Linked DNA regions of Homo sapiens: regions 1 and 3 are each linked to region 2. Evidence: chromatin loops called from intact Hi-C (ENCODE). Cell type or tissue: OCI-LY7. All regions are shown on one strand. Links, peaks and the distances in the headings refer to the core of each region. The heading gives the core; the rest is flanking DNA. Region 1 overlaps SPRING1 (SREBF pathway regulator in golgi 1). Region 2 overlaps RNFT2 (ring finger protein, transmembrane 2). Region 3 overlaps HRK (harakiri, BCL2 interacting protein).

What was found. Hi-C counts contacts between places; a loop is a spot of excess contacts. Peaks named below come from ENCODE experiments on the same cell type or tissue, not always from the same donor. Only the 100,000 strongest peaks of a DNase experiment are listed, where the experiment ranks them.
Region 1: it touches region 2 in a loop (11-fold over the local background); 4 of 110 quality-filtered maps call a loop at or near these places.
Region 3: it touches region 2 in a loop (8-fold over the local background); 7 of 110 quality-filtered maps call a loop at or near these places.

The regions. Positions count from the first base shown.
Region 1 is chr12:116,703,736-116,713,692 of GRCh38, reverse strand. It overlaps SPRING1 (SREBF pathway regulator in golgi 1), which reads left to right. Exons shown (of 5, transcript NM_024738.4): 5 at 1-3,522. Among named protein-coding and RNA genes, the nearest start is that of SPRING1, 29 kb to the left of the region's middle. RefSeq lists enhancers at 4,342-4,521, 5,822-5,871. In OCI-LY7, for the core only: a CTCF peak has its summit at 4,568 (motif pointing right); DNase peaks (open chromatin) are centred at 3,132, 4,612, 4,992, 5,732 and 1 weaker place; H3K4me3 peaks cover 3,518 bases; H3K27ac peaks cover 4,943 bases.
Region 2 is chr12:116,798,538-116,808,494 of GRCh38, reverse strand. The region is part of intron 7 of RNFT2 (ring finger protein, transmembrane 2); the gene reads right to left. Among named protein-coding and RNA genes, the nearest start is that of RNFT2, 65 kb to the right of the region's middle. In OCI-LY7, for the core only: no CTCF peak of the experiment used is centred there; DNase peaks (open chromatin) are centred at 4,204, 4,944, 5,284 and 6,104; H3K4me3 peaks cover 2,666 bases; H3K27ac peaks cover 5,000 bases.
Region 3 is chr12:116,856,096-116,866,052 of GRCh38, reverse strand. It overlaps HRK (harakiri, BCL2 interacting protein), which reads left to right. Exons shown (of 2, transcript NM_003806.4): 2 at 4,587-9,909. Among named protein-coding and RNA genes, the nearest start is that of HRK, 20 kb to the left of the region's middle. RefSeq lists an enhancer at 2,275-2,569. In OCI-LY7, for the core only: CTCF peaks have their summits at 2,418 and 2,639; DNase peaks (open chromatin) are centred at 2,582, 4,462, 5,503 and 6,792; H3K4me3 peaks cover 3,375 bases; H3K27ac peaks cover 4,197 bases.

The DNA of each region.
Region 1 (9,957 bases), core at 2,222-7,221, 95 kb after region 2:
CCTGCTGAGGACATTAACTGGTTTCCAAGGCTGCTTGTTGTTTTTGCTACTACAAATAATGCATTGATGATAAATACTTTTACATACATGGTTGTATGTTTATCTGAACTATTTTCACCAATATATTCACCTAGTGTGTATGGAAGTGTCCATTTTTGTCATACCCCTGGTAACCCTGTGATATTATTTTTAAACATTTTGCTAATGGATCTCTGTTCTTGTTTGAATGTATTTAATTTCCAGCAGAATGAGCCCCATTCCTTATTTTGATTGGCCATTTATCATGTACATATGGTGAAATGCCTATTCGTGACTTAGCCAATGTTGTTTCTTTTTCTTACTGATTACTACAGTACATTTTTATATGAAAGCAGCCTTTGTCCCCTTCTCTTGTTTTTCAGCCCTGTGTTAGAAACAACTAAGCTCACATATTCACAAACCAACTTTTCCAGTTCATCTAGGGCAGTGGTGCTCAACAGGGGCAATTTTGCCCCCCAGGGAACATTTGGCAATGTCTGGAGACATTTTTGTCACAGGTGGGGAGGAGGGCAGTACTGTGGGCACTCGTGGAGGGAGGCCAGGGATGGTGCCCAACAGCCCCCACGACACAGAATTACCTGGCTGGAAGTGGGAGCCGGGTGGAGGGAGGGAAGCCCTGCTCTGGGGTCATATCTCCCCGTTAGATTGAACAGAGGAGCTCCTGGTAGCTGAGTGCTGACTTCATTATTTTTCCCCGCCCTTGCTTTCTACCCTGCTGAAGTGCTGCTGATTAAATTACCCTGAAATCCCCACAGGACACATTACTTCCTCACAGGTCTCTACTAGCCCAGCGCTGCCTCAAGGAATGGCATTATTCCTTTGCCACTGTGTCCTCACCGCACTCTTGGACTCCGCCGAATGCAGACACCCTCCTGTCTGCAGAAGGATCTGGAGGGGTAGAACGCTTCCCCTCTACGACGGATTGACTCCCCAGCACCTCACCAGCAGTTCTTTGAATGGAGTGGCTTTGGAGGTGGGAGTTGAGGAAGAAATGTGAGCCTGTCATTACAGGTTCTGTTTAGAAAACTAGTCATTCTACTAAAAAGGTATCACATAAGTAAGTAGGAGCAATAAAAACAAAGAAGATAGTGGGACTCCGAGAAGCTTTCCCCGCCTCTGGCCTGTTAGTCTATCGTTCGTTGGGCAAGGCTCTTCCAGTGTGTGACCTTTTGCGTGTTATCACAGCATGAGTGCAGTTTTGTGTACAGGCATCCCTATATTCAGCATGTATCTGCAACATGCCTTACCTCGTCTGCTGTCACAGAGCAAAGTGGAGCAAGTGGTCGCCGTTGGTCTGCACCTGAGCTGGGAGCCGAGTGGTGACGTGCATATGGGCCGACTGCGTCTCCACAGAACCTACTCAGTGATCTTCCTGTGTACGACTCAGTCCCTGATGTTGGAGTTGAACTGTAGGACTGTCTGTAAAATGAAAGTGCAGACTTTAATGTAGTAAAGAGAATGACTTGCCAGTTACAACCAATGAGCAAAGCAGTTAATTATTCAAATATTTTACCAAGAGTCCAGGTTTATTTTTTCTCAGGACTACACATTCTGTGAGACCAGAGGGACCAAGACATATCACTACCAGAAATGTGTTTTCATCAGCACTGCCAGAGGTTTTCATAGGGTAGTTTACTCTTGGAATTTTTAAATTCATACTTTTTTTTATGCAACGTGGGGTAGGTAAGCTTCTGATCACTGTGCACCCAGATTATCCCAAAATCGAAAGTGGTGTTGGCAGCCGGGTGTGGTGGCTCACACCTGTAATCCCAGCACTTTGGGAGGCCAAGGTGAGAGGATTGCTTGAGCCCAGAATTCGAGACCAGCCTGAGCAACATAGGGAGACCCTGTCTCTACAAAAAATAAAAAAAAGGAGCCAGGCATGGTAGTGCACACCTGTAGTCCCAGCTACTCAGGAGGCTGAGGCGGGAGGATGGCTTGAGTCCAGGAGGTCAAGGCTGCAGTGAGCCGTCATTGCGCCAGTGTGCTCCAACCTGGGCCACAGAGTGAGACCCTGTCTGAGGAGGGGAAAAAAGTGTTGTCTAAATGAGAAATCACCATTATCAGTAATTTAAGATTCCAGGCTATGTTGGTCACATCTCACTATTCTTTTTTTTTTGAAACGGATTCTCGTTCCATCGCCCAGGCTGGAGTGCAGTGGCACGATCTGGGCTCGCTGCAAGCTCTGCCTCCTGGGTTCACGCCATTCTCCTGCCTCAGCCTCCCGAGTAGCTGGGACTACAGGCGCCCGCCACCGTGCCCAGCTAATTTTTGTATTTTTAGTAGAGACGGGGTTTCACCGTGTTAGTAGCCAGGATGGTCTCGATCTCCTGACCTCGTGATCCGCCCACCTCGGCCTCCCAAAGTGCTGGGATTACAGGAGTGAGCCACCGCGCCTGGCCACATCTCACTATTCTTAAGGAAGAGAGAGAGCGAGAGAGAGTGTTGTCCTGTCCTGTGGGGATTGGGGCATTGTATTAAGTTGTACTGGGGGATGTCAAGATAGAAATGTTGAGTAAGTTACTACCTGAATAAATATTTGACCAGTTGATGCTAATTTGAATAGTAAATGTGATGACATTATATATTCTCAGGGATGTTTCCATACATTGGCTCTGTGTGTGCGTGTGTGTGTGTGTGTGTGTGTAACAAAAGCAGTATGAAGTATGTGAGCAATATCCTAATTTTATTGACAAGAGCACTGACCTTAATGACCTTGAGTAAATTACCCTCTCCGGCTTTGGTTTCCTCATTTGTCAATTAAGGGTGATGGCTAGCGTATCTTGCAGATCCAAATTCCAATTTTTGTAACAAGCCAAAAGTCCCCCTGGCTGTTAAAGCAAGACCAGAGCCCTCGTATCCCAGCGGCTGGGTCCCAGGCTTTTGATTTTCACAGGACAAATGTAGCCCAGCCATCTGGAGCCCGTTTTTCTCCAAACCAGGGCTTCCTCCTTCTCTCTTGCAGATTTCAACTGGGGCTCACCATTTTCTGCCTCTTCCTCCTCCAGTTTTAAAGAGACACCATATCCTTCTCTGCTGGGACCAACTTCCCATGTACTGCTGCCCTGCACCTGTGAAAACAGCTGCTGTGTTTTCTGTCATAAAAATAGCTGCCTTTTGGCAGAGAAGCACACAACGGTACTACGTTTCTGAGCCTTAATGCAGTGCTCAATTATTTAGGTGTGCTTCACCTGAGATACACAGAGCATCTTGGAACTCCTACTAAGCAGGGCTTCTACAGGCATTGCTCAGCTCAGTAAAAGGTTTTCCTTTCTCTGCTTTTGTGATTACCAGGCAGAAACCTTAAAATGTATGAACTTACAAAGAAATTAAATTGTGCCAAATTAGATTCCCAGCCCCTAGAGATAACCACTAATTAAAGTTCCGCTGGAGCGTTTTGCCTGTATTTTGTATATAAACGTGGATTTTGTATTTGTATGTAAATAAAGGTAGGACCCTGCTGTCCATATTATTTTAAAATAATTAGCTCCTGTTAGATTGATTTAATCCAATGATAGCGAATTCATTTGCAGAGCAGGCAAGCGCACTTTCCACTTCTATCATCCTGCCTGGAAGATTGAAGCCCAGTTAGAGGTTAAAACCCTTTCATAATTGCACAGGAGTTTAGCTTTGCCTGCTTTTTCCTTGTCTGATTTTATGCAGTGGGGAAGGAAGTCTTTTTGTTCTGCACAAATAAATTATAGGCATTTGTCGCGGCCGGAGTTGACCTGCATTAGGGATGCTGAAGAAACCTGTCACGGCAGGGTGTCTCTCGGCGTGACTCGACTTTCCTGAGAGAGCAGAGATCGGGAAAACTGCACTCCAGATCTCCTGAGCCTGTCATTTATTTTAGTGAATTGCTAAATGCAGAAATGTAAAATATAAAAAGGCTAGGGGAGGATCTGTGGACCGTCTTACTGGCTACCTGGTGTTGTAAGATTATTTGAGCTCAAGGCAGTCCACATTTCCCCCAGCACCAGCCAGCTCCGCCCTGTCAAGCTGCTGGTCTACATGGTGGTTTTCGAGGGTATAAAGGACTTCAGTTTCTAAAGATGTTCCTAAATGCTCCGTGGCATCTGCAGCAGGATGTCGGGAGCTGGAATCCACTGTGCTCTCTTCCCTAGGCACGTGCTGGACTCAGTTTCTCCCGGGAGGTTTGCATCTGGGCAGCACTTCAGGGCGTGCTCCTCGAGCTCCGTCCGTGGCATCCATACCTGCCTGGGCTGTGCCTGCAGCCTGCTAAATGCCAACCTGGAAGCCCAAGACAGATAGGCTTGGAGCAGCTTAGCAGCCGGCTGGGCTAATTTATTTGACACAAATCAGCTCATTGACCTGATTTAGCACGGGGAGGAACTACAGAGCCGAGTCACATGTGATCGTAAAGCCCTTTCTTCTCACTGCAGCCCTTTCAGACCTCGAAGGATGGCAGTGTAGTCAAATGACACTTGCGGTGCGATTTCAAGGGAAGGAGGAGAAGATGGAGAGATGGAAAGTGGAGAGCAAGGCAGCGCGGGTGGCACAGACACCGACAATTGCTTTCTGTGCCACTTGGTGGCACCAATGCCATAGGTTTTCTGTCCTCAATGTGATCGTTGTCTAGAGATTATGGGCCCCGTGCCTGCGTGGAGCTCTCTCTCCTGAAAACAATGAAGCTGTTTCTATAGATGAGAACCATCTGGTGGGGATGACAGATCAGGACTCTTTCCTGGGTCCGGGCGATTTTGTGAACAGGGACTCAGGAAAGTAGCCCTTGCAGAAGAGGGAACTGGGCATGCTGCTGGTGCAGAGAAGACCCAAGGCTTAAATAAATACTCACAGCTACCCCCTTCTTCCTCCTGCACCCTCCGCCAACACGAAAAGTGGGATAGGCCTCTTAACCATTCATACTCAGACAAAGAAAAACATTTATGAAGCACTTGCCATGTGCCACTCTGCACGTGCAGCGTCCCATCCCCATCTTCAGAGACCAGCATTCTTCTTTTGTGTGTGTGTGTGAGAGAGAGAGAGAGAGAGAGAGAGAGCAAGACAGGGTCTCACTCTGTTACCCAGGCTGGAGTGCAGTGGCGCGATCTTGGTTCACTGTAGCCTCAACCTCCCAGGCTCAAGTGATCCTCCCACCTCAGCCTCCTGAGTAGCTGGGACTGCAGGCACACATCATTACACCCAGTTATTTTTTAAAAATGTTTAGTAGAGATGGGGATCTCGATATATTGCTCAGGCTGGTCTTGAACTCCTGGGCTCAAGTGATCTGCCTGCCTCAGCCTCCCAAAACGGTGGGATTATTATAGGCGTGAGCCACTGCACCCAGCCAGGCATTCCTTTTCTTTTTTCTCTTGGAATGGAGTCCTGTCACCCAGGCTGGAGTGCGGTGGCGCGATCTCTGCTCACTGCAACCTCTGCCTCCCGGGTTCAAGCGATTCTCCTGTTTCAGCCTCCCAAGTAGCTGGGACTACAGGTGCATGCCACTATGCCTGGCTAATTTTTGTATTTTTAGTAGAGATGGGGTTTCATCATGTTGGCCGGCTGGTCTTGAAGTCCTGACCTCAGGTGATCTGCCCACCTTGGCCTCCCAAAGTGCTGGGATTACAGGGCATGAATCACCGCGCCCAGCCAGGTGTTCTTTTTTGTCATTTTATAGAGGAAGTCTCAGACGCTCAGGTTAATTTTAGCACAAGTTTACACCATGACATGGAGGAGCCACCTGCAACTCCAATCTGCGTGCAAGCAGGGCCGGGGCAGCGCGTTGCCTTGGCACGTTTTGATCACCCTTTGTTGTTTCCTGTGGGCAGGGGCTGTGCCTCAGTCTCTTATTTCTGGGCCCATTGGCCTGTCTATGAAAGGATGTCAACAGGATAATGCATGGGGTCCTTCCAGCCCTGGTATTCTAGAATTGTAGTTGGTGGCTTCTAGGACCTGGAAGGTGTTGCTTGAAACCAGTGCTGTTTAATCAGTGGGAGATTTTACACCACCCACTTCAAGCAATGTTTGAAGACATTTTGTTGTTGTTTTTGTTTCTTTGTTTGTTTGTTTTGAGACAAAGTTTTGCTTTGTGGCCCAGGCTGGAGTGCAGTGGCACAATCACTGCTCACTGCAGCCTCGAACTCCTGGGCTCAAGTGATCCTCCCATCTTAGTCACCTGAGTAGCTGGGACTACAGGCATGAGCCACCATGCCTGACTAATTTTTAATTTTTTTTTTTTTAGAGATGGGATCTTGCTGTGTTGCCCAGGCTGGTCTCCAATCCCTGATCTCAGGTGATCCTCCCACCTCAGCCTCCCAAGTAGCCGGGACTACAGGCCCATGCCACCACACCTGGCAAAAACCCATGCTGTTTAACCAGAGGGAGATTTTGCCCCCAGGGGATATTTGGCAATGTTCGAAGACATTTTTGATTGTCAAAAAATTTATGTGCAGGGGTGCTACTGGCATCTGGTGGGTAGAGGCCAAGGATGTTGTTCAACATCCCACAACACCCAGGACAACCAGCCCACAACAAAGAACTCACTGGCCTGAGTGTCAGAAGTGCTAAGGCTGAGAAACCCTGGGTTAAACTTTGTGACCCCTTGCATGGCAAGGATACGGAATTTTGAGCCCTGAGTATTCACGCAGCAGGTATTTAAAGGGTGCTTACTCTTCGCCCAGCTCTGTGTAGGTACTTGGGGAGTATACAGAACTGGAAGATGCTTCATCCCTTCCGGGGCTTAAAACTGAGTTGCTCCAAGCCTCTGGTTCTGGACACATTGTGCCTGAGCACCCTTAGATGTTGATGCTACCATCCCTCTTAGGATAAAATACCACTTTGGATTTCCAAAGAAAATATTTTATCCTCAACAGAGTAGCCACTATTTATTTATTTATTCCTACCTCATGCATAGAGCTACACTGAGTGTAGCTGGTTTATTTTCAAAAAGAAGTTGAGGAAATGCCACACATTAGACTCAAGGAAGAAAGTTAGAATCAGATGTGCAACTGTAAGCCAGCAACACAGTTGATGCAAGTAAGCTTCCTGGCAGCAAGGGCAAAAAGGGAAATAATCCTTCATGATAATATAAAGCATTGAAGGGACTGTATTACTGTCTCCTCAAAGGGTACAAAGTCTTGAATAAAATTTTAATGTAGGCTTCACACAGAAGATACTGCTTAGTATTTGGTAATGCGTACTATGTTCACCAGGCATATCAAAGGCAGGCATTTCTGGGTTTTGGATGGAATGATAAATTAGGAATGATATCTGTCTTCAGATGTCTGTTGGAGAAGATAAGCAATTATGCCACTACCTGTTAAACAGGGTTATAAATGTGAGGATAAAAGGAGTGTTACTATGTGAGTGAGGCAGGCAGAGAAGACTTACAGAATAAAACAATATGTTTTTATTTTTATCTTTTAATTTTTTTTTTTTTTGAGACAGGGTCTTGCTCTGTCACTCAGGCTGGAGTACACTGGTGTGATCACGGTTCACTGCAGCCTCAACCTCCCAGGCTCAAGTGATCCTCCCACCTCAGCCTCCGGAGTATCTGGGACTACAAGTGCACACCACCATGCCCGGCTAATTTTTTGTATTTTTGTAGAGACGGGGTTTTGCCATGTTGCTCAAAGTGGTCTTGAACTCCTAGACTCTAGCAATCTGCCCACCTTGGCCTCCCAAAGTGTTGGGGTTATAGACACATTTTAAAATACATATATATATTTTTCTAATTGCAAATTAATACACTGCATTACAGAAAATTAGAGCAATACAAATATGAAGGAGAAAATAAAAGCTCCATAACCTTTCTACCTGTAGACAACCACTGTTATCCTTTGATGTGTATCTATTTTCATGCACACATGCGCTTATATATTAATATATTTAATAGAAACAAAAATTGGAATCTCATTATATTTTACCATGTTGTAACCAAATATCCCTTAAAGGGCTTTGAAGGATGAGTTGGAGAGAAAGTGAGTTGCACGCCACTGCGGAGTTGGGCAGCCAGAGTCAATTTCCACCACGCATGCATGGATCATGGAGAGGGGTGAAATCCCACATTTCATTCTGCATCTCCAAGGGCCATCATTCACAGGGAGCTATGGAACCCAGCAGCCCTGGGGCCCCATTCTCTCTCTCTCCCTTTCTTCACCTAACAATGTAATGGGAATGGTTTTCCATGTTAAATAGTCTAGCATTTGATTTTTTGGTAACAGCTTTATTGAGATATAATTTACTTACAATTCACCCATTTGAAGTATACAAGTCAATGACTTTATTCACAGAGTTGTGCATCCATTACCACTATCAATTTTATTGATTGATTGATTGATTGATTGATTGAGATGGAGTTCCGCTCTTGTCAGCCAGGCTGGAGTGCAGTGGCACAATCTCAGCTCACTGCAACCTCCACCTCCCGGGTTTGGGTGATTCTCCTGCCTCAACCTCCCGAGTTGCTGGGACTACAGGCACATGCCACCATGCCCGGCTAATTTTTGTATTTTTAGTGGAGACAGGGTCTTTTTAGTAGAGTCTTTTGTGTCTGGCTTCCTTCACTTAAAATGATGTTTTCAAGGTTCAATCATGTTGTAGCATGGACCAGTACTCCATCCCTTTGTATGACCGAATAGTATTCCATTGTGTGGCTATACCACATTTTGTTAAAATACTCATCTGTTGATGGACATCTGGATTGTTTCCGCTTTTGGCTCTCATGAATAATGATTTTTTTCTGTTCTTTTCTTTATTTCTTTTTTTTTTTTTTTTTGAGACAGTCTCGCTCTATTGCCCAGGCTGGAGTGCAGTGGTGCGATCTTGGCTCACTGCCACCTCTGCCTCCCGGGTTCAAGTTATCTCCTGCCTCAGCCTCCCAAATAGTGGGATTACAGGCATGTGCCACCATGCCTGGCTAATTTTTGTATTTTTTTTTTTTTTAGTAAAGACAGGGTTTCGCCATGTTGGCCAGGCTGGTCTTGAACTCCTGACCTCAAGTGATCTGCCCGCCTTGGCCTCCCAAAGTGCTAGAATTACAAGCGTGAGCCACTACACCTGGCCAATAATGCTGCTTTAAAATTCATGTCCAAGTTTTTCGTGGACATGAATTATGTTTTTAGTTTTCTTGGGATATGAAAGAGTGGAATTGCTGGGTCAAATTTGATCAGTGTTTCCCCTTTTGAGGAACTACTAGACTGTTTGCCAAAGCAGCTATACCATTTTGCATTTCCACCCACAATGTACAAGGATTCCAATTTCTCATCACATCCTTGCCAACACTTGTCATTGTCTGCTTTTTAAAATTATAGCCATCCTAGTGGATGTAAAGTGGGGTCTATCGCAGGATGGTTTTGACTTGCACATCTCTGATGGCTGATGATGTTGAACATCTTTTCATGTGCTTATTGGCCATTTGTGTATCTTCTCTGGAGAGAGATGTATCTAAATCCTTTGCCCATTTTAAAATTAGCTTTTATGTCTTTTCATTTTTGAGTTGTTAGAATTCTTTATATATTCTAGATCAGATTTGCAAATATTTCCTCCCTTTCTGTGGTTGGTTTTTTTCACTTTTTTGATGGCGTTCTTGGAAGCATAGAAGTTTAATTTTGATGAAGTTCAATTTGTCTAATTTTTTTTTCTTTTTTTCTTTTTTTGAGACAGAGTCTCACTGGGTCACCCAGGCTGGAGTGCAGTGGTGTGGTCTCAGCTCACTGCAACCTCTGCCTCTGAGGTTCAAGAGATTCTCCTGCCTCAGCCTCCAGAGTAGCTGGGATTACAGGTGCATGCCACCATGCCCGGCTAATTTTTGTGTTTTTAGTAAAGATGGGGTTTTGCCATGTTGGCCAGGCTGGTTTTGAATCAGCCTCAAGTGATCTGCCTGCCTCAGCCTCTCAAAGCCCTGGGATTACAGGCATGAGCCACCGTGCTCAGACCACCACTTGGTTTTCTAATGACTGA
Region 2 (9,957 bases), core at 2,275-7,274:
CCCTGCTGCGTCCCTTGGTGGCAGAATGTAGCCTTTGGGAGTCTCCCAGGGGGCAGAGTGAAGGGAAAAACAAAACAAAACACAAGGACAGCAACAAAACATGAAGGCTGGATGCAGCGGCTCGCACCTGTAATTCCAGCACATTGGGAGGCCAAGGCAGGAGGATTTCTTGAGGCCAGGAGTTCAACACCAGCCTGGGCAATGCAGCAAGACCCCGTTGCTATAAAAAACTTAAAAATTAGGCCAGGTGTGGTGGCTTACGAGCACTTTAGGAGGCCAAGGCAGGTGGATCACCTGAGGTCAGGAGTTTGAGACCAGCCTGGCCAACATGGTGAAACCCCCATCTCTACAACAAATACAAAAATTAGCTGGGCATGGTGGCGGGCGCCTGTAATCCCAGTTATTTGGGAGGCTGAGGCAGGAGAACGACTTGAACCTGGGAGGCGGAGGTTGTAGTGAGATCGTGCCATTGCCCTCCAGCCTGGGCAACAAGAGCGAAACTGTCTTAAAAAGAAAAAATTAAAAAATTAGCTGAGTGTGGTGCACACCTGTAGTCCCAGCTACTCAGGGGGCTGAGGTGGGAGGATCGTTTGAGCCCAGGAGTTTGAGGCTGTAGTGAGCCACAATCGCATCAAAGCACACCGGTTTGGGTGACACAGCAAGACCCTATCTCAAAACAAAAACACAGACTCAAGAAAAAGTGAGGTGCAGGCCCCACAGACAGAAAAGGAGGGTACCAGGGTAGTTGAGGGAAGAGGATGTAAGGAGGCTGGGGACAAGGGTGTATGGTGCCTGGGTTGGTGGGAGCAGTTTCGATGGTTCTGCAGGTGCACAGGGAGCAGTGGCTGCTGCTGTTTGAGTTGCAGTCTCTGGGTCAGGGGAGTGCGAGTGGGGAATGGTGCGGGGAGAGGCAGAATCATGCAGTGATTAAGAGTCTTAGAGTCTAAGCCCTGTCATTTACATACCCCAGGCAAGTCACTTACCTTCTCTGTGCCTCAGTTTCCTCATCTGCAAATTGGGGGCATTAAGAGTGTCTACCTCATAGGATTGTTGTGAGAATGAAATGAGTTCATGTTAATGAAGCATTTAGACCAGTACTAGGGACACTGGATATTTATTATTACTCCGTCGTATTATCATCTAATATTTCTTACTTTATTACTATCACGGGTCCCTAATGGCATCTCCCTTGGCATCTGGAAGACCTGGCCTCTGAAGTCACAGCCTGGCCACAGACTTGCTGTGTGACCCTGGATAAGTGAACACACCTTGCTGAGCTTCCAGTCTCTCATTTATAGACAAGGGATAATCACCCCGGTACAGAGATTGCTAGTGCCTCCCGATATTCCTTCTCCCCTTCCTCTTTCAAAATAAGCGTCTCAATCTTTGCTTAGGGCCATTGGCACCCAGCCACAAGATGACACTCCCCAGCCTGCCATGCGGTAAGTGTGACTGAGTGGTGGCCAATGAGATCTAAGTGAAAGTGACGGGAGCCATTTCCGGGAAGCCATGTAAAAAGGGAGAGGAACACTTAAGAACTTTTACAAATGAGGAGCAAAAATCCCAGCAGAACAGTGGCACACGGAATCCAGAAGTACATTCAAAGAATAAGAGGTTATGATCAAGAGGGGTTCACTGAATGTAAGGATTAATAGAAAATCTAATAATGCAGCTCTTCATAGCAACAGATGAAAGGAGAAAAATCAAATGCTTTTTGATCAAATTCAACAGCTTTTTTTTTTTTTTTTTGAGAGAGGGTCTCTTGTATCACTCAGGGTGGAGAGTATAGTGGCATGACCATGGCTCACTGCAGCCTCGAACTCTCAGGCTCAAGGGATCCTCAGTCTCCCGAGTAGCTGGGACTACAGGTGTGCACCGCCGTGCTCAGCTAATTTTTTAATTAATTTTTTTTATAGAGAAGGTGTCTCACTATGTTGCCCAGGCTTGGTCTCGAACTCCTGGCCTCAGCCTCTTAAACTGCTAGGATTATAGATGTGAAACACTGTGCCTGGCCATAACAACCATCTTTAATTTTAAACATTTTACTAGATTAAACTAGATGAATCTATCTATCTATCTATCTATCTATCTATCTATATATATATATATATATTTTTTTTTTTTTTTGAGACAGTCTCACTCTGTTACCCAGGCTGGAATGCAGTGGTGCCATCTGGGCTCACTGCAACCTCCACCTCCCAGGTTCAAGCTATTCTCATGCCTCAGCCTTCCAAGTAGCTAGGATTACAGGCATGCACCACCATGCCTGGCTAATTTTTGTATTTTTGGTAGAGATGGGGTTTCCAGGCTGGTCTCGAACTCCTGGCCTCGAGTGATCTGCCCACCTCGGCCTCCCAAAGTGCTGAAATTACAGGCATGAGCCTCAGCACCCAGCCAAGATGAATACTTTGTTAACATGATAAAACATCAGCGCCAGCTTCAAAGCTGCCCTCTTGTTTAAAGGGGGACTATATGTTTAGTTTAATGTCTCGATTCAGCTAGCTAGGCTGTAGTATTTAGTTATGCAATCAAACACTGATCTGGGTTTTGCTGTGATGGCATTTTGTAAATGTTGTTAACATCTACAATCAGTTGACATAAGCAATGAAGATTTTCCTTGATATCCTGGGTGAACCTCATCCAATCAGCTGAAGGGCTGTAAGAACAAGACTGAGGTTTCCCCGAGGAAGAATAAATTCTGCCTCAGGACTTCAGCATCAGGGCTGGGCACCGTGGCTCACGCCTGTAATCCCAGCACTTTGGGAAGCCGAGACAGGCAGATCAGTTGAGGCCAGGAGTTCGAGACCAGCCTGGCCAACATGGCAAAACCCTGTCTCTAATAAAATTATAAAAATTAGCCAGTGTGGCGGCTCACACCTGTGGTCCCAGCTACTCAGGAGGCTGAGGCACGAGACTTGCTGGAACCCGGGAGGCGAAGGTTATACTGAGCTGAGATTGCGCCACTGCACTCCAGCCTGGGCGACAGAGAGAGACGCTGTGTCAAAAAACAACAACAACAACAACAAAAAATGCAGCATCAGCTCCTTCCAAGAGCTTTCAGCCTGCTGGCCTGTTCTGCAGATTTCAGACTTTCCAGCCCCTGCAGTCCTACAAGGCAATTCCTTAAAATAAATCTATGTACATATATTCTACTGGTTCTGTTTCTCTGGCGAACCTTGTCTGTTACAGGCATCCTAGAGGCACTCCCATCAAGATTAGGAAAAAGAGAGAACTGCCCGCTATTACCTCTGTTAGGCAAAGAAAAATCAAACATCAAGAAGTAAACCCACCAAGCAGTGGGCGATAGAGGAAGTGATGGAGCCAGGTTCTGTGTCCATGTTTAAATCTAAAACTTCTAAAAAAAAAAAAAAAAGACAATGTCTTAACCCTTTCTTGATAATGTGTCTCTAGTACACCTTGAAGATAAGGGATTTCAAAGTAATGCGAAAAGCTTAAAGGAAAACAAGAAAAAACAACTTGTATCCAGCATTGGAAGAAGTGTAAATTGCTATAGCTTCTTTTTCTTTTTTGACAGGGTTTCACTTCATCACCCAGGATGGAGTGCAGTGGTGTAATCGTGGATCACTGCAGCCTCTACTTCCCAGGCTCAAGCAATCCTCCCACTTCGGCTTCCTGAATAGCTGGAACTACAGGCATGTACCACCATGCCTGGCTAATTTTTGTATGTTTTGTAGAGACAAGGTTTTGTCGTGTTGCCTAGGCTGGTCTTGAACTCCTAGGGGTCATCTGCCCACTGTGGCCTCCCAAAATGCTGGGATTACAGGCGTGAGCCACCGCACCCAGCCTGCCTCGAGAAAGAACCGTCTTGGGATTCTGGATAAAGCTAAAGCTACTCAATCCTAAAATTCAACAATTTCATTTCTAGATGGCTGTGTTAGAGAAACTTTTGTGCATATGTAGTGAGATGATCATTACTGTAATATACATAATGGTAAAAAAATAAAGAAACAATCTAATTGCTCATGAGTTAGGGGAATGGATGAATAAACCAAAGAATATTACATATTGCTGAAAAATGAATAAACTGAGAACTAGAGCTACACATATTAATAAAGATCTGTGGTTATCAAACTTCAGTGTGCATTCAAATTATCTGGAGGATTTAGAAAGGCACAGACTGCTGGCCCCACCTCACAGTTTCTGAATCAGTAGGTCTGGGGTGGGGTCTGAGGCTTTACATTTCTAACAAGTTGCCAGGTGCTCATGCTACTGGTCCAGGGACTGCACTTTGAGAAGCAAGAATACACACAAACCTCAAAAACACAACACTGTGTAACAGCACAAGTTGCAAAAGGATGTATGTAGAATATAAGCTATGTTAATTTGATATGCACCAAAACCAACACCATATTTTGTTTATGGACATAAATGTGTAGTAAAAGTAAGGAACCAGTGGTAACGTCTAGGGAAGGAGAAGGAATACACATTTCAAAGGATGTGGCAGAGATACTGCCATGGTTCCCCAAGTCCCACTTAATCTTCCCCCAGGCTCTCAGTAAGACAAAAGTTTCCCAGATTATCCGCTGTTAGGTGAGGCCTTCTGACTGGGTCCTAGCCAAGGAAAGAATGTGGGTGGAAGTGTTCTGCACCACTGCCTTGGGCCAAAAACCTTTCATGTAATTCTCCAGTTTCCCTTCCCTCATTGGCCCCCTGATGTTGAGGTTCCAGTGGAGACTGAGGTCTCATCCCCCTGCTACTCAAGGCTCTCCAGATGACTTTTATATACACCTCAAGTTGAGAAATTGTCCTATGAGAACATCCTGGGGGATGGTGATTTCATTCCATGGAAGAAGCCACGATCCCTAAATGACTGCCTGGAGCAGAGCACCTTGGCCAACCTCCACTGGACTCTGATGAGCTGAAAAGAATGTTGGGTGACAACTTTGAGACTTTGGTGTTGTTGACAGCAGCACCTGGGATACCCTGATTAATACAGACAGGAAACAATACAGTGGATGTAAGTGGGGTCAGCGGAGTGGCTTTTATTTCTCTAAAAGGAAAGAGGAAGATCTGAAGCAAGCATGGAAAAGGTTCAATCTCAATGGTAGGTGTGGAGATCCCCATTATATATTATTTTCTGTATAGTTGAAATATTTTATAATTTTAAAATATTCAAAAATAACCTAAAAATGAAAAATCTCAGATGTATACAGGCAACTAATGACAACTGGAACAAGAGGAGGGAGAGTATAAAACATCACCCCCGTGGCAGGTGGTGTCGGTTGCACCCAGAGGACTTTATAACCTCCACTGCTGGCATAACAAGACCAGGTGTTTCCTCTGCTGTTGTGAATGTCGCTCATGAGATGGACCAACTTCCTTCTCTGACAAATACAAGTGGCATAAACACCTGTGTATTTGTTTTTGATTTTTTTTTTTAAGACAGGGTCTTGCTCTGTTGCCCAGGCTGGGGTGCAGTGGCGTGATCTCGGCTCACTGCATCCTCTGCCTCCCAGGCTCAAGAGATTCTCCCACCTCAGCCTCCTGAGTAGCTGGGTCTATATGCATATGCTACCGTGCTAGGCTAATTTTTTTTTTTTTGGTAGAGACAGAGTTTCACCATGCCACCCAGGCTGGGTTCGAACTCCTGGATTCAAGTGATCCTCCTGGCTCGGCCTCCCAAAGTGCTAGGATTACAGGCATGAGCCACTGCGCCAGGCCCACCTGTTCATTAGTTTCTTGTAGCTCCTGTAGGAAATTGCCACATGCTGAGTGGCTTGAAACAAAAGAAACTTATTCTCTCCCAGATCTGGAGGCCAGAAGTCCAAAATTAGTTTCCTTGGGCCCAAATCAAAGTGTTGGCTGGGCCACATTCCCTCTGGAGACTCTAGAGAAGAAAGTCATTCTTTGCCTCTCCCAGTTCCTGGTGGCTGGTGGCATTGTTTGTCTTGTGGCTACATCATTCCCAATGTCTGCCCCCATCTTTACACTAACTTCAGTTTTAGCGGACTTTTTTTTAAAGGACCAGACAGTAAATATTTTAAGATTTGTGGGCCACAGAGTCTCTGTCATCATTCCTCAACTCTGCCACAGTACAGTGAAAGTCACAGACAATGCATACATAAATGGGCATGGCTGGTTTCCAACAGAACTTTATTTACAAAAACAAGCAGTGGGCCCACCTGTAGTTTGCCGACTCCTGAACTAGAGTCTGCAAGATGCTGTGCTCCTCAATAAAAGGGTCCCATGCTTAATAAGTTGGAAATGTGTCAGAGAAAACAAAGTGAAATGAATTTCTTTATTGCGGGACTTCTCAGAGCCTTTACTATGTGAGTGTGTGAGTAGGGGATAATATACAGAGCATTTCCCAAAGTTATTTAACCATAGAACACCTTTTTATAAAATGCCTATTAGGCTGGGTGCAGTGGCTCACACCTTTAAGTCACCACTTTGGGAGGCCAAGGCAGGTGGATCACTTGAGGTCAGGAGTTCAAAACCAGCCTGGCCAACATGGCGAAACTCCATCTCTGCTACAAATACAAAAATTAGCTGGGCATGGTGGCAGGTGCCTGTAATCCCAGCTGCTCAGGAGGCTGAGGCAGGAGAATCGCTTGAACCTGGGAGGCGGAGGTGGCAATGAGCCAAGATCGCACCACTGCACTCCAGCCTGGGCAACAGAGTGAGACTCTGTCTCAAAAAAACAAACAAACAAACAAACAAACAAACAAAAAAAACCCCACAGAAAACAAACAAACCAATAAAATGCCTATTAACATCTCCCTAAGGGCCCAGAAACATAGTTTGAAAAACGGTATTCTGTTCGATCCTGACTTTGGTTAGATTCTAACTTTCTTACTCACTTTAAATTATAAACAGATGGCTGCTAATGCTCTTATCTTCCTCAGAATGACAATAATTAACTAACCAGCCAGCACTTGACTTGTGTTATTTAATTTAATTCTCACAACAGTGTTATGAGTTAAGTCCTGCTATTCCCATTTTAAAGACAGAGAAACTGGGGCTCAATGAGGTTAATCAAGGTCTCAGAGGCAGAAGGAGCTAGAACTTCAATCTAGGTTTAATTTTAGGGTATAGTATGTGCTCTTTCGACGATTCCACAGGGCTGCAGAGAAAGACAATTACTTGCTTTTCTTGCTACATGCTCTAGAATCTTCCTGGCAACAGAAAGGGAGGTACATTTTGTAAAAGCATAAAGCCAACTAAATATCAGGTAATATTAACATTGCTAATGATTAGTATCTCACTGGCTTTCTCTTCTGTTCCAGTAAAACCTGACGGTGAGAAAAGGGACATCTTCAATAACAGCTGCAGGCAGACAGGGCACCCCCTGGGCTCAGCACCCCCTGGCTTTGCTGCTCACTGCTGGGTGGCATTCCCTTGCTGGCCCTCAGTTTCCTCATCTGTGGAATGGGAACAATAACAGCACCTCCCTTCTCAGAGTGTTGCTGAGAAGACCAAATGAAATCATGCAAATAAAGCACTTCACACAGTGGATAAATACACAAACAAGAAGAGAATCCTAGACGTATCAGCTGTTATTCTTATTGTCACCCAGTCAAGCTGAGTTGAGTCCTACTTTGTCACCTTCCAGCAGTGACCCTTCACAAACTGGTTAGCCTCCCTGAGCCTCTGTTTTATCTGTTAAATGGTTTTTATTTTATTTTATTTTATTTTATTTTATTTTATTTTATTTTATTTTAAGATGGAGTCTTGCTCTGTCACCTGGGCTGGAGTGCAACGGCACAATCTCAGCTCACTGCAACCTCCACCTCCCAGGCTCAAGCAATTCTCTTGCCTCAGCCCCCTGAGTAGCTGGGATTACAGGCACGCACCACAGTGCCAGCTAATTTTTTGCATTTTTAAACCATTTTTTTTTTTTGAGACAGAGTCTTGCTCTGTCACCCAAGCTGGAGGGCAGTGGCATTATCTCGGCTCACTGCAACCTCCCGCCTCTTGGGTTCAAGCAATTCTCCTGCCTCAGCCACCCGAGTAGCTGGGATTACAGGCAACCACCACCATGCCCGGCTGATTTTTTATATTTATAGTAGAGAAAAGTTTCACCATGTTGGCCAGGCTGGACTTGAACCCGTGACCTCAGGTGATCTGCCCGCTTCAGCCTTCCAAAGTGCTGGGATTACAGGTGTAAGCCACTGTGCCCGGCCAATTTTTTGTATTTTTAGTAGAGACAGAGCTTCACCATGTTGGTCAGGCTGGTCTCGAACTCCTGACCTCAAATGATCTGCCCGCCCTGGCCTCCCAATGTGCAGGGATTACAGGCATGAGCCACCATGCCCGGCTGAGACTAGGTGATTTGTAAAGAAAAGAGGTTTATCTTGGCTCATGGTTCTGCAGACTGTAGGGGGAGCATGGCACCTGCATATGCTCGGCCTCTGGTGAAGCTTCAGGAAGCTTTTACTCATGGCAGAAGGTGAAGGGGGAGCAGGTGTGTCACATGTTGAGAGAGCAAGCAAAAGAGATGCCAGGCTCTTTTAAACAGTCAGATCGTGCATGAACTAATATAGCAATAACTCACTCATCACCTTGGGGAGGGTACCACGCCATTCACATGAGATTCACCCCTGTGACCCAAACAACTCCTACTAAGCGCCACCTCCAACAATGGGGAATCACTTTTTACCATGAGATTTGGAGGGGACAAACATCCAAACTGTATCACCACACTACCCCTAATTATCCAGGCCATCATTTTCATCACTGGACTGTAAGTTCCAAGGGACAGGTACATATTTTTAGTAGACACGAGGTGACCTCAGGTGATCTGCCCACATCAGCCTCCCATGGTGAAACCCCGTCTCTACCAAAAAAAGGGATTACAGGCATGAGCCATCGTGCCCAGCTGAGGAATCCCTTTAAAAAATCCTTGATAAATCCAAACAACTTCCATAATACACACAACCGCTGTTAAAAAAAAACACAGCTAACTTATAAATACTGCATACTAAGAGATGTGCAATTGCATTTTCACAACAACCCTCTGAGATAGTGCGGTGGGCACCCAGCAAAATTTCCCATCTTAATGCCCAGTACTACGAAGGTAATGAAATATCACATCTAGATCATATTACAGGCTACACGATAAAAGGGATTTTGGAGATATAATTGAGGTTACTAATCAGTTACCCTTTAGTTGGTTAGCAGGCTGTCCCAGTGAGTCTAATTTAATCACCTAAGCCCTTTAAAAGCAGAGTTTTCTTGGGCTTGGGGAAAAGGAAGTCAGAGAAATGTCAGACACAAGAATAGCACTCTGCTTTTGGCTTGAAGATGGTGGCAACTGTGTACAAGGACTGGAGCGTGGCTTCTAGGAGCTGAGAGTGACCTGGATGGCAGCCAGCAAGGATGGAGGACCTCAAGTCCTACGATCACACAGAACTGATTCTGCCAACAACCTTAATGAGCCTGGAAGTAGACTTGTCTCCAGAACCTCCAGATAAGAGCCCAGCCTGGCCAACACCTTGTTTTTGGCCTTGTGAGACCCTTTGTAGAAAACTCAATCAAGCTGACCTGGACTGCTGACCTACAGAACTGTGAACTCATAAATGAGTGTTTTCTAAGCCACTAAGTCAGTGGTCATTTGTTAGGCAGTAAATGAAAACTAACACATGTAGGTACTGTTATGATTGGACCAGGCACAGTGGCTCATGTCTGTAATCAGCACTTGGAGGCGGAGGCAGGTAGATCGCTTGAGCTTAGGAGTTCGAGCCCAGCCTGGGCAACATGGTGAAACCCCGTCTCTACCAAAAAAAGAAATATATGAAAAATTAGCTGGGCATGGTGGCACACATCTGTGGTCCCAGATTCAGGAGGCTGAGGCGGGAGAATCACTTCAGCCTGGGAGGCTGAGGTTGCAGTGAGCTGAGATCACGCCACTGCACTCCAACCTGGGTGACAGAGACTCTGTCTCAAAAATATAAAAAATAAAAATAAAAAAAACCTAATGCAGATAGGTACTATTAT
Region 3 (9,957 bases), core at 1,873-6,872, 58 kb before region 2:
CTGACTAGCTGGGATTACAGGTGTGCGCCACCGCACCTGGCTAATTTTTGTATTTTTAGTAGAGATGGGGTTTTACCATGTTGGCCAGGCTGGTCTCAAACTCCTGACCTCAAGTGATCCACCTGCCTCGGCCACCCAAATTGCTGGGATTACAGGCGTGAGCCACCACACCCAGCCTGTCATCTTTATTCGTTTGCCACTTATTTACTCTCCCTCAGTAGATAATGAATTGAGCGCCTAGTATACGCTGGGCGTTGTGCTGGGCTCTGGGAACCTAATGGTAGGAAAAGAACAAAAAAGAGACATGGCGTATACAAATGACCAGAAAATACTCTGGGAGGCTACACAACCAGCCGGTAATACTGGCTGCCTCTGGGAAAGGGAGTGGGGCTTAAGGGTTGGGTTGAAGGGGCTTTCCTTTTATTTTTATATTCTTCTTTGCTGTTTGAATTTGTAACTTATCACTTGTGCAAATAGCAAGGGCAAAAAAGGTATTTTTTAAATTTTATTTATTTATTTACTTATTGAGACAGGGTCTGGCTCTGTTGCCCAGGATGGAGTGCAGAGGCATGATCTCAGCTCACTGCAACCTCCACTTCCCGGGTTCTAGAGATTCTCGTGCCTCAGCCTCCTGAGTAGCGAAGATTACAGGTGTGCACCACCACACCTGGCTAATTTTTGTATGTTTAGTAGAGATGAGGTTTTGCCATGTTGCCCAGGCTGGTCTCGAACTTCTGGCCTCCTTGGCCTCCCAAAGTGCTGGAATTACAGGCAAGAGCCACCACACCCGGCCAAGGTTTTTTTTTAATTAAAAATTGGGGCCTCTTAGGAGGGAATCCAAGAGTCCTAATTCTTTGCTGACATCAGAAAAAGGGAATAAGCCTCTTGCCCCATCTAATGCTGCACTGGGGTTTACGGTTTTCAGCTTTCACCTTCCATACCCAAAGCGGCACAACATCACTGCAGCCCACGGAGGCAGGACCTTGTGGGTTCAAGTTCTCCCTCTCTGCCCGCCTCCCCCCTCACACGGTGGATGAAAAATGGAAACAGGGACATTTTTTCAAAGGTATTTCATGAATCACTTCAGCCACGAGTTTTGGCTGTGAGTTAGCATCTGAGAAAATTCTTTACGAGCCAAGTTTAAGGGAACACATCCCAAGGGTGGGGCAGTGGCTCACAGGGGTTGATGGACTTGATGTTTTAAAAATAGTTTTAAATTGCACGATTACTACTGCTGCTTGGAAAAAAGAAAGAAAGAAACCCTATATATATAAAATATAGCCCATAGCAGCCTCAAACTCCTGGGCTTATGCAATCCTCTCTCCTCAGTCTCCTGAAGTGCTGGGATTACAGGCGTGAGCCATAGCACCTGGCCTCAATTCCTACAACTTTCTGATACAGTTCCCTGCTCATCACGCTTCCCTGTTTGTGCCATGCTTATCACTGTCCTTGGTCTTGTTTGGGCCCTTCCCCCACCTAAGCCACGCTTCCTTTTTCCAAATATGGAAAAAATATGTGTGTGTGTTCTAGGTCCTGATCAAATCCTGGGTCCGCGCTGAAGCTTCCCTGGTAATTGTAACCCCATTCTGACTTCTAGGCTATTGGTTCACCTCCAGATATTGGTCATTTACAGTACTGGTCTCTGGCATGGCATATCCTTCCAGTAAGCCTGGAGGCAAATTTAAAGCAGGCACCTGGCCTTATCTGGTGCGGATAACCATGCTTAGCACGATGTCCACACACTCAATAGCATAATAGGTACTTAATAAGTGTTCCTGTCTCTCCTTCCATCCCACCTGTGCTTAAGGCAGCATAATTATTTTAGGCTAATGCTGCAGGGTTACACTGACTTTCATTCTGTAGGTTTATGGCTAGACACCAACAGAGATGTTTAGGGGTTACAAAAGCTGGTTTCATAAACTAAATTTAGAATGTATTTATCAATTGAGTTGATTGATGACTAATTCCATATTCTATGAAAATATATGGTGGCTACATAACAATGCAGAGTTCCTACTGTGTTTGTGCCCTCGTGAGATAGAAGGGGAATTGGCCTGGTGTGGTGGCGCACACCTGTAATCCTAGCACTTTGGGAGGCCAATGCGGGACGATTGCTTGAGGCCAGGAGTTTGAGACCAGCCTAGGCAACATAGAAAGACCCTGTCTCTAAAAGAAAAAATAAAAATAATAAATTAGCCAGATGTGGTGGTGCATGCCGATAGTCCCAGCTAGAGGCTGAGGTGGGAGGATCGCTTGAGCTCAGGAGGTCGAGGGTGCAGTGAGCTATGATGGCGCCACTGCACTCCTGCCTGGGTGGCAGAGCGAGACCCAGTTTCTTTAAAAAAAAAAAAAAAAGCAAAAGGTTTGAAGTCACTGATTTGGATCCTTGTGACTGTCAGCTGACATAGACTATGGGGTCCATGTGTTTATGACTCATATCTTTCATGCAGTCAGATGTATCCATTAGGGCCCGAGTAAGAGGCAGAAAGTGTTTCCAAACTCAGTAATCAGAGGAGAATTTAGGACAGCTTCAACAGCAAAGGCGTGGGCAGGGTTTGGGAAACCAGCGAGAGTGAATGCAGTACCCAGGCTTGGCCATAGAGGGGAGCTATTCCCACCCTGGCCTGAAGGTGCCAGGGTAAGGAATGGGACCTGGAGTCTCCAGGAGGGTGTCACTGTACCAGAGTCCAGACAGCGGCTGTGGCCAACCTCTGACCAGTGGGAGGGGAGCTGGGGAACAAACACCTGATCTTACTTTCCCATTAGTGCCTCCTGTTGGCCAAACCCAGAAGGAAGCCAGAAGTCAAGGGTACCAGCTGCTACAGTTCATGCAAGTCAACATCTCAGACTTTTTCAAACCCAGAAGCCATAAAGTGATCTCCCTTCCACTTTCTCTCCTATATCACTTGGTGTGTATTACCCACATGCTCGTTCATATGCCACCTGCTTTAGAATAACGGGTGATACGTTCTTATCTCCCCCGCTAACTTATAGCCACCTTATCTGTCCTTTTAAGTCTGGGCACGGTGGCTCATGCCTGTAATCACAGCACTTTGGGAGGCTGAGGTGGGTGGATCACTTGAAGATAGGAGTTCAAGACCAGTCTGGCCAACATGGCAAAACTCAGTCTCTACTAAAAATACAAAAATTTAGCCGGGCATGATGGCATGCACCTGTAGTCCCAGCTACTTGGGAGGCTGAGGCAGGAGGCAGAGGTTGCTTGAACCCAGGAGGCAGAGGTTGCAGTGAGCTGAGATCGTACCACTGCACTCCAGCCTGGGCAACAGAACGAGACCTTGTCTCAAAAACAAACAAACAAACAAACAAACAAACAAACAAACAAAAAACCCTACCTTTTTAAGGTGTACAAGTCAATGATGAGGAGTATACATAGAATTTTGCAGCCATCTTCACAGTCAACTTTGGAAAATTTTCGTTTCCCTGAAAGAAACCCCATGCGCATGAGTATCACTCCCCAATTCCTCCTATCCGCCCCGGCCCTAGGCAACCACCATTCTCCTTTCTGTCCCAGAAGATCTGCCTGTTGTGGACATTTCATATAAATGGAATCACACAATATGTGTCCTTTTGTGTCTGGCTTCTTTGACTTAGCATGATGCCTTCAAGGTTCATCCATCTTCACGTATCAATACTTCATTCCTTTTTGATGGCTGACTAATAGTCCATTGTATGGAAAGACCACATTTTGTTTATTCATCAGTTGATGGACATTTGGGTTGTTTCCGTATTTTGCTATTATGGATAATTCTGCCATGAGCATTTGTGCACACATTTTGTGCATTCTGTGGTGGATGCTCCTGGGTATGGGCTGTTTTTTCTGCCCTGCCTAGGATGCCTCATTTTCTTATCCTGGTTAGTTTCCTGGCACTCTTCAATAGTCAGCAGGGGCCTGCCACTCTCTCTGAGGAGTCTGCTTTGTCTCCCTTATGAGCTGCCTCCCCTGGGCTCCTATAGACCACGTTTCCCCAGACTGCATGTGCTCTTTACATGGGACTGTCATTATCCACTTCTTCCCATCTCCCTGTTGGTTCTGAGCCCCTCAAGGGGCAAGAATTACGTCATTGAACCTGTAGCCCCTAGTATGGCACTTGGCATACTTGGGAATAAGTGAATGGATGAATGAACGAACAAACAAACAAAAGAGAACAGAGACTGCCCTACAACTCTCTCTTGAATCTGGGTCTATGAAATGAATCGAGGAAGGTCCTGTTCTGAATTTGGAGAAGCAAAAAGTTCATGTGTCTCTAGATTCTTCTTTTTAAAAACATCTCTGAAGATGCCTATGTAAATATCTAGGTCTAAAAGCAGAGAGGGGAGTGTGTGTGCACGCACAAATGTCTATTTGGGGAAGGCTGCTACATAGACAGAGATTCTGGTAAGGGGAAGAGTGCCAAGACTAGCTTTTGAGGCATCCTTCCTCCAAAACCAGAGCTTTGCATCCAGTAGCTCTCCCCTCCCTCCTCCCCCTCCCGACATCCGGGGCTGAGCGTGCAGAGGCCCACTGCACTGACGTCACCCCCAGCAGCTGTCTGCACTGACCAAAATACCAATCTTTATTTCTGCAGGTTGGTGAAAACCCTGTGTCCTTGGAGAAAGCTGGTTCCCGTTTTCCAGAGGGGGAGCCCAGAGCTTGAAAGGCCGCGGTTGGCACTTCGAGAAGGAAGTGGAGAGTAAAGACAGCGCCTGGAGCGATCGTAGAAACACAGAATGGGACTGGGGAAGCCCTTTGGAAATCCAGCTGCAGAAACAGACACCCCAATGCTATTTACATACAGCTCTATATATATAAAAAAAGAAAATATGAATATTACGTATCAGTGCATGCCTTGTTGAGGACGTGGTTGCCTTCCTTTTCTGCACCTTGCGATGTGAACTTTGATATTCTGTAATGTCTGGGGCGCCAGAAGAGAGATGCCTGCTGTGTACTTAGAAACTATTTGCAAAGACTGGTGGGAATTAGCCCCAGCATCGGCCAACTGCCTGGGGATAGATGCTGGTGGAATAAGAGGTAACAGTGCAAAAGGCATGATAGAAAAAAAAAGTGAGGACTTGGGACCGATTGTGTAGGGGCAGTCTGGGATGCCTCCATTTCTTGACTCGTCCTAGCCTCTCCCTCTGTACTTACCTAGGTCGATCGCTAGATCCCACTGTCACGTCAAGAGAAATGGGATTTTTGTGTCTCTGGTGCTTCACTTAAAATTTTGCTGGTGCTAAGTGCGTTCCTGCTGGTGCTGCTGTGGTATTCTGTTGACAGACTTGGAAGGCCAGGGGACAAGAGAGATTTCTATTTTGCTGTTTCAGATTCTTTTTTTTTTTTTTTTAAGGGACAAGTTGCAAAAGTGCCACTTGAGAGTCTCTTCTCTTCTTCTACCTGGGGACGAATATCCAGAGGTGGTTTGGAGCAAACCTTGGGGTCTAGGAGGGAGGATGGCATTGAGAGGCTTGCTGGTTATGAGGCAGAAAGCTGACCTCATGCATGACTTGGTTGCTATCTCCCCCACCCCCACAAAAGTGTCCTCGGAGTTCAGCCCACAGCCTCCTCCACTCCCCAAGGGGATTTCAGGGTTTAGGTTTTATGGATTAAAGAGCCAAGAAATGGCTACATTCTGTTCAAAGATGATTTATAACCGGGGGATGTTGTGGGAGGGAGTGGGCCATTTAAATGAAATGCACCAGCATCTCACTGATTGACAGAGGTCTGATTTTTTTCCCCCCAAGGATAAGCTACTATTTTCAGAAGTTTCTAGAAGGGCTAAAAAAAGATGTGTGCTGGACGGAGACTTGGCTGCAAAGACTCTTCAGGGAGCAGTGATTATTTTTTGCTTTCATTTTCGAAAAATCCAACATAAGCAGGTATTCTTCCTCTGTGCAGGATACCACACACTGCCATTTTCAAAGCCGAGGTGGCGAGGTGTCAGGCTGCAGATTCGGACGGTCATTCTCCAAGGCTGGATTTGCAGGTCACCACCCGGTACCTATAGACAGAGGGTCCAGCAGGCTGGTTAGCAGACACCGCTCCAGTTCTAAGACGCCAGCAGTGGGATCCATGTTTAAGGTGGATGCGGCTGAAATGGGAATTATCCCCCCACAGGCTTTGCTGTACAGTTCTAAGAAGCCAGCAGTGGGATCCACATTTGTTAAGGTGGATGCGGCTGAAATGGGAATTATCCCTCCATAGGCTTTGCTGTAAATGACCAGGTCCTTTAGAATGTACAACCTCTCAGTGCTGCTGCAAGCTGGGAGCTGGATTTCTTTCTGTCTTCCTTTTAAAATCCGTTCCTTGTGTTTTCCTAAATAGCCCTTTAAAGAGAAATGCAACCCCAGGGCTGCTGAATGCCAGGGAAGACTCCCCCACCCCGCAGCTTTGAACTCAGCAAACCAAAAAAAAAAAAAGAAGAATAATGCTTATTTTGGGAGAACGTGTTTCTCCTCATTACTCGTGCCCTCCCCCTAGCTGATGTTTGCAGGGGACCCTCGCTTAGCTGGGGACTGCAGAGAGCAGTGGGTAATATTCCCACAAAGCTACGAACTTAGAGAAGGCAAATTCATTAGAATAATATGAAATACAGTCACTGCTTCTATTTAATCACTTTCTTAGCCACAGACTAGGGTCTTTCCAGCTCCCCCCATTTTCTGGGGAGGGGCGTCCATTACTACACAGCTGTATCCAATCACAGTTCTCTGCTTCTTTAAGGCTGTACCTTCAAGATCGTAGTGGGGGCATGCTGACCACCTGTAGACACAGGAGAAGATGAAAGGTGAGAGGATCCCTTTTTCAGCCCCGACTTGCCTACTGGCTTTTGATGTTTCCCCTGGAGGATACAAACTCCAAACGCTGGGGTTGGCATTTTGGGTGATTTTGATTTCAATGAAGCCACTTTGCTGAGAGAACTGGGGCACCCACGACCTCCTGATAGAGCTTCTCAGCCAAGTCCCTTGTAGATATTCTCCTGTTTTATTAGAGACCACGTATTTATCGAATCCTGACCTTTCCTTGCACATCATTCATTGGAGTGCACTTCTCGACTGCCCCGATTTTTGACACGGGGTTGTTTTTAATGCTTGTTTTTATATGAGATTTGACTTCTTGATGGACATTTGTATTAGGAAATTGAAGCATGATATATATGTATATATTGTCTCCACCATCTCTCCTGTTGTATTACTTGGATTGCATGAGATAGTGGGGTGGTTCTTGTTTTTTAAAAAATATTTCCACAGTGTGCAAAGTGCTGGCAACATCCCTCCCTCTCCTCCACCGCTCCCCCACTTTTCTCTGGCTGCCAAGGAGTCATTGATTTTGATTAGCTTCACTGCAGAGCGTCTGTGAAGAGAGAGAGAGAGAAAGGGAGGGAGGCTTTGAAATAAATTTTAAAAAAGACCTCATATCGGGTTTCAGCAGACAGCAGTGTGTGTGTGTGTGTGTGTGTGTGTGTGTGTGTGTGTGTGTGTGTGTGACCGTACAAGCAGAGGGAGGCCTCTGAGATCATCGTTTAGGTAGCTTGCTGCATAATGAGATGAAGAGACTTTTGCCTCTTCATTTCTGATGGTGCTGCTTGCTCTCAGAGAGTGGGGAGCCAGGAACCGCTGGGACTGGAGCCCCCGGGACTTCAACACTCCGAATGAGATCCAGTCCTTTCTGGAAGCTTCTCACCCCCACCTGATCTCCCACAAACAAATACAATCTCTTCAAATTTGGGGGTCCGTTTCCTATTCTCTTTGTTATTGGTGTAGCTTGAGTAGGAAGTTTCTCTGGGGAGCCCATTGGCCCCAATGGCTGCTGTCCATGGTCCTAGGCCGTGCGCATGTCCTAGACCCCAGTTCCTGTTTTGTTTTTTTTTGGGTTTTTTTTGGCCCTGCGCATCTCTTAGAGCCCAGTTCCTGTTTTTTTGTTCGTTTTTTTTTTTTTTTTTTAGCCGCCTTCATTTGGATACTGGGGACTTCTTTTCCACTTCTTCTTCTTCTTCTATTTTATTTTGAGACAGAGTCTCACTCTGTCACCCAGGCTGGAGTGCAGTGGTGCGAGCTCAGCTCACTGCAACCTCCACCTCCCAGGTTCAAGCGATTCTCCTGCCTCAGCCTCCTGAGTAGCTGGGATTACAGGCACCCACCACCACGCTCGGCTAATTTTTGTATTTTTAGTGGAGATGGGGTTTTACCATGTTGGCCAGAGTGGTTTTGAACTCCTGGCCTCAAGTGATCCACCTGCCTTGGCCTCCCAAAGTGCTGGGATTACAGGCATGAGCCACCGAGCTCAGCCTCCACTTCTTATTTTGATTCTTTTCTGTTTTGATGGTGAGAGGAAAGGGTGATTTACCCAATACTGTCACAGAAAAATGAAACTGTGACTGGTTTTCACAATGTATGTAGCTGATCTCATGTTCTCCTATTATTATGTTTCTGACAGTGATAAAATATCACTCTCCCTCCCTGGGGCATTAGAGGAGTCCTCACCCACCCACCTCCTACACAAGTATCTTTTAGGGACAGTGGCTCACCATTGTGGACTTTTTGAGTGTCCACCTGATATTACAAGTTGCATTGACCAGAACACAGATTTTGCTCTTCTGTGTCAATACCCATTTCTTTTCTGAAGGTCAGAAGTTGGTTAAGGGTTTGGGGGACCAGCTAGACACTCTTCTTAGTCCCATGGAGCTGACTGGAAGTTCCATGAGGGGAGGAAATTGATGTCAAAGTGTCATTTTAAAGCTTAAGCTGAAAGTTTATTTTTTAAATTCTCATTCATTCATTTAGCATATATTGATTGAGCATCTACAATGTGCCAGTTGTAGAATTCCATCTCAGAAGAGACTTGACTTGTGGATGGTGGAGGGGCAGTCCTGCTCGGAAGCAGATGATGTGAAATGTTCCTTTCCAGTCTGGTTCACGATGTTTAACAGATTTGTCAGGTCACCACTGTGACCCCAAGCTTTGCTGGCAGATTGTTATATAGTATTTACTGAGAGCCCTGCTATCTGGTAAAGGCAGTTAAAAAGCCTGCAATCTCGACTCATTTCCAGCATGAACAGACTGGTCCTTGCTGCTTTACACAATAATCAAAGCTACCTTTTATGGCGTGCTCGCCACTCCCAAGCACTGGGCGAAGTGCTTTACCCGTCTTCCCCTCCGCGATGCCTCATGCCCACTTTAGCAGATAGTACTGTTAGCATTCCCATTTTACAGTGGAGGAAGCTGAGGCTCAGAGAGGTTAAGCAACTTAGCTGAAGGCCACACCACCAGCGAAGTGCCTGAGCCAAGATTTGGACTCGAGTCCATGGGACCCCCACGCTCGTGAGCTGACTGCTCTGCTCCACTGGGTCCCTTCATGAGGTCGTCCCACAGCACTGCTAGTTCCAGGGCGAGTGCCAGCACATGGCCCCACTGGGAGCCGGGGCCTGACTTAGGTCTACTGGAAAAAGTGTCACCTTTGGGGACACTCAAGGACAGGCTGGTTGGTTTCGTTGTGGATTTTATATACTCATGCCCTAACCCTGTGTTCCTGGTTTCTATAAGGCCCCGGGGAAGGTGCAAGGAATTTGCAAATAGGGCCTGTATGACTTATTTCCTAGGACACGGGAAGCTTTTCTTACCTCCTTTCTACCCTCTTCTCCAACCTGAACTCCCAAGTTTCTTCTCCTGAAGGTCTTTGCACTATAAGCGCCAAGGAGCCCGTGTGCGTGGCAGGGGCGGCTGGGAGGGTATCTGGAGAACCTTAGTGAGGCCTCTGGCCTAGCCAGAGAGGCAATAAGCTTGGGGACGTTCCGTTCTGGGTTCTGACGTTGTTGGTTCTGACGTCGTTGTGCTCTTTTGTAAGAGGAATTTCATACCTTGGAGACGCTTTGTACATATTTGTAATGACTTTATTAAAAAACTGATTGTGCACTTCTAGCCAAAGACATTTGTGTTTTCATTTCCTTTTGGAAGGCTGGCCCTCAT